Regions from separate parts of the Homo sapiens genome. Here region 1 is linked to region 2. A link is an interaction called in ENCODE POLR2A ChIA-PET data of the cell type or tissue named here. Cell type or tissue: PC-9. All regions are shown on one strand. Links, peaks and the distances in the headings refer to the core of each region. The heading gives the core; the rest is flanking DNA.

Region 1 (4,379 bases), core at 1-4,000, 410 kb before region 2:
AAGGCAGCGGCGTGAAGGGGGGTCCTGTAAGGCAGGGATCAGGGTAGATTAAAATAGGGAAGAGTATACTGCCCAAGCAGAAAGGGGAAGCCAGAGGCAACTGGGATTCTTCCCAAGTCTTCCATCACTCACCGTCCTTTGGCATCTCGGCTGTTCACAATCTTGGCACCCAGAGCTCCCAGTAGCATCTCTGTGGTGCTGTCTTGGTTATTAATCCTAGAGGAAGAGGGAGGAGGGGTCATCAGGAAGGACAAGGGAAGTAGACTACCTGTCCTAAGCTCAAGTCATGGGCCCTCGCGAGAAGGGCTGATGCAGCAGAAGGGACTTACACTGCACAGTGCAAAGGAGTGAAGGGGTTTCCTTCCAGGTACGAAAACGGGCTGTGTTCAAGTAACAACTCCAGACAATCTTCATGTCCTGGGCACGAGGAAGGAAGAGTAGTGATGGAGAAAAACGGCAAGGTTCCCTGTCTGTCCTGTGTCTTGACACTCCATTCCACTTCCAGATTCAGATCAACCCAGGTCCCCCCCAACAACCCACCTGTCCCCCTCTACACACACTCCAACACATGCTCCTGTGCCTGTGGAGGCCCCAGTCTAGTACCAGTGTAGGAGGCCCAGTGCATGGGCGAGTATCCGCTGTAATCCACCCCGGCATCCAGGGGATCTGTGGAAAGGGCAGCCTGCAGCAGGGTCCGCAGTACTGCAGTGTGGCCACAGGCTGAGGCCAGGTGAATGGGCGTGCGGCCCTTAAAGTCTCGGCACAGCACAAATGCGTCGTGGTCCAGCAGGGCAGCCAGGCAGTCCTCACAGCCAGTCACTGCCTGTGAGTAACATGGGGGTGTGAGGGGGATGAAAAGCTCCTCCTTTTCCACTGGCCTGTTGCTGGAGTCTGGCTCAGGAGTAAGAACCACTTCCAGGGCTCCAATCCTTGTCTTTTTTTTTTTTTTTTTTTTTTTGGAGTCGGAGTCTTGCTCTGTCGCCCAGGCTGGAGTGCAGTGGCATAATCTCGGCTCACTGCAACCTCTGCCTCCCCGGTTCAAGCGATTCTCCTGCCTCAGCCTCCCAAGTAGCTGGGATTACAGGCAGGTGCCACCATGCCCGGCCAATTTTTTTGTATTTTTAGTAGAGACAGGGTTTCACCACGTTAGCCAGGATGGTCTTGATCTCCTCACCTCGTGATCCGCCTGCCTCGGCCTCCCAAAGTGCTGGGATTACAGGCATGAGCCACTGGCCTCAATCCTTGTCTTTACAACAATAATTCTTTCTTTTTTTGAGACGGAGTCTCACTCTGTCACCCAGGCTGGAGTGCAATGGTGCGATCTTGGCTCACTGCAACCTCTGCCTCCCAGGTTCCAGCAATTCTCCTGTCTCAGCCTCCCAAGTAGCTGGGATTATAGGCATGCACCACCATGCCCAATTAATTTTTGTATTTTTAGTAGAGGCGAAGTTTCACCATGTTGGCCAGGCTGGTCTCAAACTCCTGACTTCAGGTGATCTGCCCGCCTTGGCCTTCCAAAGTGCTGGGATTACAGACGTGAGCCACCATGCCCGGCCCTTTACAACAACAATTCTAAGTATTAGGGACCCACATCTCCCTCCTTGACTCTCTCTATGCCAGCAGACAATCAGGATACTAAGAGTTAATACTGGAGCTCTGGAGTTAATACTGGAAAGACTAAATGGAGAGAAGGAGACTAAGGGATCAAAAAATCTTATGGGAGGAGGAGGCAGCTTAGGACAGGTGGTCACGGAAGAGGATCTAGGTTGTGGCGACATTATGCGATGGGTTGGGGCCAGCAGGGTATCCCAGGTAGAGTCTGGGTGGTGAGCACTCAGTTGTACGTGATTACAAAGCACAGATATTGGCCAGGCACAGTGGCTCACGCCTGTAATCCCAACCCTTTGGGAGGCCAAGGCGGGTGGATCTCATCATCAGGAGATTGAGACTACCCTGGCTAACACGGTGAAACCCTGTCTCTACTAAAAATACAAAAATTAGCCAGGCGTGGTGGCAGGCGCCTGTAATCCCAGCTACTCGGGAGGCTGAGGCAGGAGAATTGCTTGAACCCAGGAGGCGGAGGTTGCAGTGAGCCGAGATCACGCCACTGCACTCCAGCCTGGGTGACAGAGCGAGACTCTATCTCAATAATAATAATAATAATAATAATAATAATAATAATAATAATAATAATAATAATAAACAAAGCACAGATATCAGGGAAATCAGCTGGGGACGTCAGGAACTCATCCTGGAGCAAGCACAAAGCTCAATAAAATCCTGGGCACAGCGTGGGTCTGGTGGCTCATGCCTGTAATCCCAGCACTTCGGGAGGCCAAGGTGGGGGGATCACTTGAACCCAGGAGTTCAAGACCAGCTTGGGCAAGATGGTAAGACCCCCATATCTACAAAAAATACAAAAATTAGCTGGGCATGATGGCATGTGCCTACAGTTTCAGCTACTTAGGAGGCTGAGGTGCGAGAATCACCTGAGCCCAGGAAGTCAAGGCTGCAGTGAGCTGTGATAGTGTCACTGCACTCCAACCTGGGCAATGGGAGTGAGACCCTGTCTCAAAAAAAAAAAAAAAAAAGAAAAAGAAAAAAGACGGCACAAAATCCTGGCTTGCCTCCTAGACAATTGGATTCCCTACTGCTGGTGAGTCCCATGCTCCCACACTGAGGCCCATGTGCAAACAATCCCCCCTAGAAGCTCACTCACCCCGCGGTGGAGGGCAGTGCGGCCCCGGAGGTCAGCAGCATCAGCTGTGGATCCTTTCTCTAGCAGCAGATGTACACAGTCCACATGGCCATTCATGATGGCCAGCATCAGTGGGGTCCTACAGAAGGGCAGGAGGAGGAGTGAGGATCCCGCAAGGACTGGAAAACCTGCACCCCACCCTGGCCCACACTCACTGTCCATAGGCATCCATGACATCTGTGATGTCAGCTCGTTCCCCACTGTCGATCAGCAAGTGCAGGGAGTCAGTGTGGCCAGAGGCAGCTAGGGGAAAGGGACCCCGTGTCAGGGCAGGGCCAGGAGGAAGAAGGGAGGCAAGGTCAAGCCTAAAGGACTTGGGGTCAATGTTACAGAAAGACCTGGGCCAGGGAGAAATCTCTGAGGATAGGAAGCTATGAATCAGGGCTTGAAGTCTCCATTCTCCTCACCCTACTCCACTTTCCAGCCCCATTCCCATCCAGGAGGGATCTGGCATGGCAAGGGTAGGGCAGCAGCCTAAAGTGGGCACTAACCAGCAGCGTGCAGGGGTGTCCACTTGCGCTTGCGCTCCTTGATGAGGGCAGAGGCGCCGTGGGCTGTAAGCACCTCCACACACTCAGTAGAGCCGCGCTCCGTGGCCAGGAAGAGTGCGGTCCGGCCCTTGTGGTCCCTTACGTCCAGATTCACCAGCGTCTCCGCCAGCGTCTTCAAGGCTTCACAGTGACCGTTGTAGGCCTGGCAAGGTGCAGGCAACCAGTGCACACAGCTCGGGACCTTCCCTGCTCCTCCCTTCCCCTTCTCTGCTCTTGGGGTCCCTGGGAAGCTCAAGGTCTTAGTCCTTGACAAGCTCCTTGGGCCCCTTAAGGCTTCCTACCCTGCACTGTGCTTATCCCCTCTCCCACAAAAAGGCAGAAGGAAGGATAACTTCACAAGTGCTGGCACCTTTGTTAGGGCCTGGGAACAGGTAGGACAAGGAAGGCAACAGAAAAAAGACGTGGGACTCACAGCTAAGTGCAAAGGGCTGACTGGAATGGTGCTCTCCACATCCTCCAGGCAGTTAAAGGACATTTCTAAGAGCTGCAAAGGACAGGAAAGTAGGTGCTGAGACTCTGGAACTCCCAAGATAGTACCCCAGTCCCCGACTCGCAGTAATCCCCACTAAGCCTCTGGATCCAAAGACCACATTTGATTGAACCCTTAGTTTTGGAATCCACAAACCCTGTGCCCTGCCCCTGCCTCCCCTCCTGCAGGCCGGGCCCCAACACATACCAGTTCGAGGTTCTGTCTGTTGCCATAGGCGGCTGCATAGTGCACAGCTGTGTAGCCCTGCCTGTCCCGCAGGGAGGGGTCTGCACCGTTATCCAGTAAGAACTCCAGACAGCTGGGGAGCCGGGGGTAGACTGTGAGGCAGGGACAGGCCCAGCCCAGGAGGGCACAGTTCTGGGAGGGCCAGAGGAGAGGACCAAGGCCCTCCAGGCCTACCTGGCCGCCACCCGTCCTCAGCTCTAGGTAGGTTCTCTAAATCCTACCCATTCTTCAATGGCAGCTCCAGACCCACTTTACCTTCTCAAGGTCTGCCCTGAACCCCTCTGGCTTCAATGCCCTCCTTTATCCTCTGAATGCTCTCCTAGAGAACCTAGAGCATGATGTTCAGTTATCAGCC
Region 2 (4,774 bases), core at 381-4,380:
GAGTCATGCTATGTTGCCCAGGGTGCAGTGGCACGATCTCTTTTCACCAAAACCTCTGCCTGCCGGGTCCAAGCGACTCCTCTGCCTCAGCCTCCCGAGCAGCTGGGACCACAGGTGCACACCACCACGCCCAGCTAATTTTTGTATTTTTAGTAGAGACAGGGTTTTGCCATATTGGCCAGGCTGGTGTCGAACTCCTGACCTCGTGATCTGCCCACCTTGGCCTCCCAAAGTGCTGGGATTATAGGCGTGAGCCACCGCACCTGGCCTGTAATGATTTTTATTTAAAAATCATTTCTTAATTGCACTAGCTTTTCAGGTCCTCAGTAGCTCTATTTGGCTAGTAGTTACCTATCGGACACTGGATATATGGAACATTTCCTTCATCACAAAACATCACACTGCACATGGCTATCTCAGTAGGACCAACCGAATGAGAACCTACGTTTTAGATCCAAAACAGTAATGAGACTTTGGCATACATCAGAATCACCCGGAGAGGCTTGACAGATCACTTGACCCCACCTCCAAAGTTTCTGATTTAGTAGGTCTATTTGGGGGCCAGAATTTGTATTTCTAATGAGTTCCTAGGCAAAACTAATCCTGCTAGTCTGGGGATCACATTTTAGGAATCACTGGTTTCTAGTTATCAATAATATTCCAAATCCCTGGCCCCACATGGACAAGCTTATCTCAGAGATAAGACCTAGGAATCCACATTATCACAAAAAACTCCATGATTTTGATTGTTTGAGAATAGGTTCAAGATGAATCACAGCGCAATAGAAATAGGGAAGTAACTAAAGCTATAAAGGCTAATTAGCTGTGAGGCCAGAGAAGGAACAGTGGTTGAGGGGCAGTTAGACTGCATGACACTTAGTTGTAGTATAAGCAGCTTTGCAGTTCTTTCACTCATGATGATGAGATACATAATGGGAATGGGTTGCTAAGTACTCAACTGAAGGCCATTGGATTTGAGATTAAGAAATTTAGGATTGGGGCTGGGCAGGGTAGCTCACGCCTGTAATCCCAGCACTTTGGGAGGCCAAGGTGGGCAGATCACCTGAGGTCGGGAGTTTGAGACCAGCCCGACCCACACAGAGAAACCCCATCTCTACTAAAAATACAATATTAGCTGGGCTTGGTGGCGCATGCCTATAATCCCAGCTACTTGGGAAGGCTGAGGCAGGAGAATCTCTTGAACCTGGGAGATGGAGGTTGCAGTGAGCTGAGATTACGCCACTGCACTCCAGCCTGGGCAACAAGAGCAAAACTCCGTCTCAAAAAAAAAAAAAAAAAAGAAAAGAAAAGAAATTCAGGATTGGCCTGGCACAATGGCTCAATCCTGTAATCCCAGCACTTTGGGAGGCTGAGGTGGGTGGATCACTTGAGGTCAGGCGTTTGAGACCAGCTTGGCCAACCAGGTGAAACCCCATCTCTACTAAAAATACAAAAATTAGCCAGGAGTGGTGGCACATGGCTGTAATCCCAGCTACTCAGAGAGCTGAGGCAGAAGGATCGCTTGAACCTGGGAAACAGGCTGCAGTGAGCCGAGATCATGCCTCCATGTCAAAAAGTGACTCCGTGTCTAAATAAATAAATAAATAAATAATTTAGGAGTGAGTTCTGGATAAGTTCTTCACATGAACAATGAAATTACCCAGACTGACAATACAACTTGCGAACAAATGATTTGTCACTTTAGACTATCTGGGAAGAGCAAAGCAAGCCTGGCAATATCATTATTTTTTTCTTTTTGAGATGGAGTCTAGTTCTGTCCCGTGGGCTGGAGTGCAGTGGCTTGATCTCAGCTCACTGCAACCTCCACCTCCTGGGTTCAAGCAATTCTCCTGCCTCAGCCTCCTGAGTAGCTGGGATTACAGGCGCATGCCACCATGCCCAGCTAATTTTTGTATTTTTAGTAGAGACAGCATTTCACTGTGTTGGCCAGGCTGGTCTCCAACTCCTAACCTCATGATCTGCCCGCCTCGGCCTCCCAAAGTGCTGGGATTACAAGCGTGAGCCACCGCACCCGGCCAAGCCTGGCAATATCTTAAATGAGTTGTCACCAAGCCTTATTTGACCACCTACATATACCTGGATTCCAGATCCCATTACCATTGCCTAAATTTAGCCCTTCATCTCTTACCACTTGAATTACTGCACAAACTTGTTTCTTTACCTCCAAATCCACCTGCAAAACATTACTCATGCTATGGTATTTCTGAAATGTATTTCACCATACTGTGTTGAGGGAAAGATATTTGGTGGCGATATACGACGCTTTTTACTAGCAGGAATAGACATTCAACATTTAATTGTGGTCAATGTTTAAATGAAACCCACAGATCAGCCTGGCCAACATGGTGAAACCCCATCTCTAGTAAAAATATAAAAATTAGCTGGGCATGGTGGCACACGCCTGTAGTCCCAGCTACTCGGAAGGCTGAGGCAGGAGAATTGCTTGAACCTGGGAATTCAGAGATTGCAGTGAGCCGAAATTGTGCCACTGCACTCCAGCCTCAGCGACAGAGCGAGACTCTGTCTCAAAAAAACAAAAAACAAAAAAACACAATTGTCCCTTGGTATATTCCAGAGGAGTGGTTTCATGACCCCTCCACCACCAAGCATACCAAAATCAGACAGAACCCTCCGTATTCATGGGTTTGGCATTTTACAAATACTGTATTTTTGACCTGCATTTGGTTGGAAAAAATCCACCTAAAAGGGGTTCAAACCCATGTTGTTCAAGGTTCAAGTGCTCAAGGATGACAGAATGTAGGGGTTAGAACAGGCCTTTACAAAAATCCTTAGAATTCACTGTTAAAATTCTCCATCCTACTGCCACCCTAGAACTCCATTTCAGTTGTCCTCTTATTTGCACAGGCTGCTAGATTCGACCAGGAAGTCCTACTCTGTATTCCCTATTACACCCTTAGTTATCAATTTATTTAATCACTATCAAAGCAACTAGATGTTAAGTTTTTCACAAAGTGCCAGCCTCCTCCCTACCTAGCCTACATCTTTTCCTATTTGGTACAATGCTGGGTGATCCACAAATAAAAAATTGTATTTTCAAAAATTTCTCAAAAGAATTCCTGCTAAACAGGAGAAATTTCAATTAGCTTAGAACTAAAATGGGGGAGAAAACCTTCATGCTACTGTAGCAATCACCCTCAATCTGCCCTCCTTGGAAATAGCTAAGTTTAGGGAACCGTATAGCACCAATATCACAACCTATCAATATGGACAAAAAATATGCTATACCCATTCATCTAAACTTAAAAAATTTCACTCACAATCTTAAATTGATCATTTTTTTTTTTTGAGAGGGGGTTTTGCCATGTTGGCCAGGCATGAGTCACCACGCCCAGCCCAGAACATTTTTTGAGACAGTCTCGCTCTGCCGCCCAGGCTGGAGTGCAGTGGCGCCTCAATGGTGTGATTACAGAATTGAGCCACCTTGCCCGCCCCAGAAAATGTTCTTAACAGAAGCTTTGAATTAGAGATGAGGTACAACGCACAAGGTCTGATACCTAAGCAATAAGGACTGATGAAAACCTGTTCAAATGTTTGAACACAAAATATTTAAAATTATAGCCAGGTGACACACAGTGACACACACCTTAATACTGGCACTTGTGGAGGCCAAGGCAGGCATATCACTTGAGCCTAGGAGTTCGAGACCAGCTTGGGAAACATGGAGACCCATCTCTACAAAATATATGAATAAAGTCCACCAGGTGTGGTGCTTGAGATATGATTGCACCACTGCACTCCAGCCTGGGCAAGACCGTCTTTTTGTTTTGAGATGGAGTTTCACTTGCAGCCCAGGATGGAGTGCAATGGTACAATCTGGGCTGACTGCAACCTCTGCCTCCTGGGTTCAAGCGATTCTCCTGCCTCAGCCTCCTGAGTAGCTGGGGTTACAGGCATGTACCACCACGCCTGGCTGATTTTTTTGGATTATTAGTAGAGACAGGGTTTCACCATGTTGGCCAGGCTAGTTTTGAACTCCTGATCTCAGGCGATCCTCCCGCCTCAGCCTCCCAAAGTGCTAGGATTACAGGCGTGAGCCACCGTGCCCGGCTTTTGAGACACTTGTCTACAGAAAAGTTCGTGGTGCAATCTTGGCTCACTGCATCCCCAATGGCCCAGGCTCAAGTGATCTTCCCACCTCAGCTTCCAGAGTAGTTGGGATTACAAGAACATGCCACCACACCCAGCTATTTTTTTGTCAAGATGGGGTTTCGCAGGCCGGGCGTGGTGACTCCTGCCTATAATCCCAGCTCTTTGGGAGGCCGAGGCAGGCTGGAGTCCGAGACCAGCCTAGCCAACATGGTGAAAACCCAGCTCTACTAAAAATAAAATTAGCTGGGTACGTGGAGTGCGCCTATAATCCCAGCTAGTCAGGAGGCTGAGGCAGGATAATCGATTGAACCTGGAGGGTGGAAGTTGCACTGGGCAACAGGGCAACACTCCGTCTCCAAAAAAAAAAAAAAAAAAAAAAAAAAGGGAGTTTCACCACATTGCCCAGGCTGGTCTCAAGCAATCTGCCCGCCTCAGTCTCCCAGAGTGCTGTGATTAAAGGCAGGTGGGAGCCACCGTGCCGGCCTGTATAATGCGTTTCAAGGCTGGGCAGTAAGCCAGTGAATCATTAATTCCCAAAACTGAAGTATAAATTTTTTGAAGAAAAACAAGTTTTTTTAAAATGTTTTCCCCCCTGAAGCTAAGAACTACACATCGTAATACATTATGCGTATCTATTATCGCA

The links. ChIA-PET counts read pairs that join two places held together with the same protein. Peaks named below come from ENCODE experiments on the same cell type or tissue, not always from the same donor. Only the 100,000 strongest peaks of a DNase experiment are listed, where the experiment ranks them.
Region 1: POLR2A ChIA-PET joins it to region 2 with 6 read pairs; 2 of 35 experiments call an interaction of 5 or more read pairs at or near these places.

Annotation. Positions count from the first base shown.
Region 1 is chr12:56,244,774-56,249,152 of GRCh38, forward strand. It overlaps ANKRD52 (ankyrin repeat domain 52), which reads right to left. Exons shown (of 28, transcript NM_173595.4): 16 at 3,986-4,097; 17 at 3,722-3,793; 18 at 3,250-3,451; 19 at 2,914-3,001; 20 at 2,720-2,837; 21 at 604-823; 22 at 330-417; 23 at 133-216; 24 at 1-24. Among named protein-coding and RNA genes, the nearest start is that of ANKRD52, 11 kb to the right of the region's middle. In PC-9, for the core only: no CTCF peak of the experiment used is centred there; no DNase peak of the experiment used is centred there.
Region 2 is chr12:56,658,349-56,663,122 of GRCh38, forward strand. No RefSeq gene overlaps it. Among named protein-coding and RNA genes, the nearest start is that of ATP5F1B, 15 kb to the left of the region's middle. RefSeq lists silencers at 2,123-2,323, 3,435-3,484. In PC-9, for the core only: no CTCF peak of the experiment used is centred there; DNase peaks (open chromatin) are centred at 2,183 and 3,513; H3K4me3 peaks cover 626 bases; H3K27ac peaks cover 2,956 bases.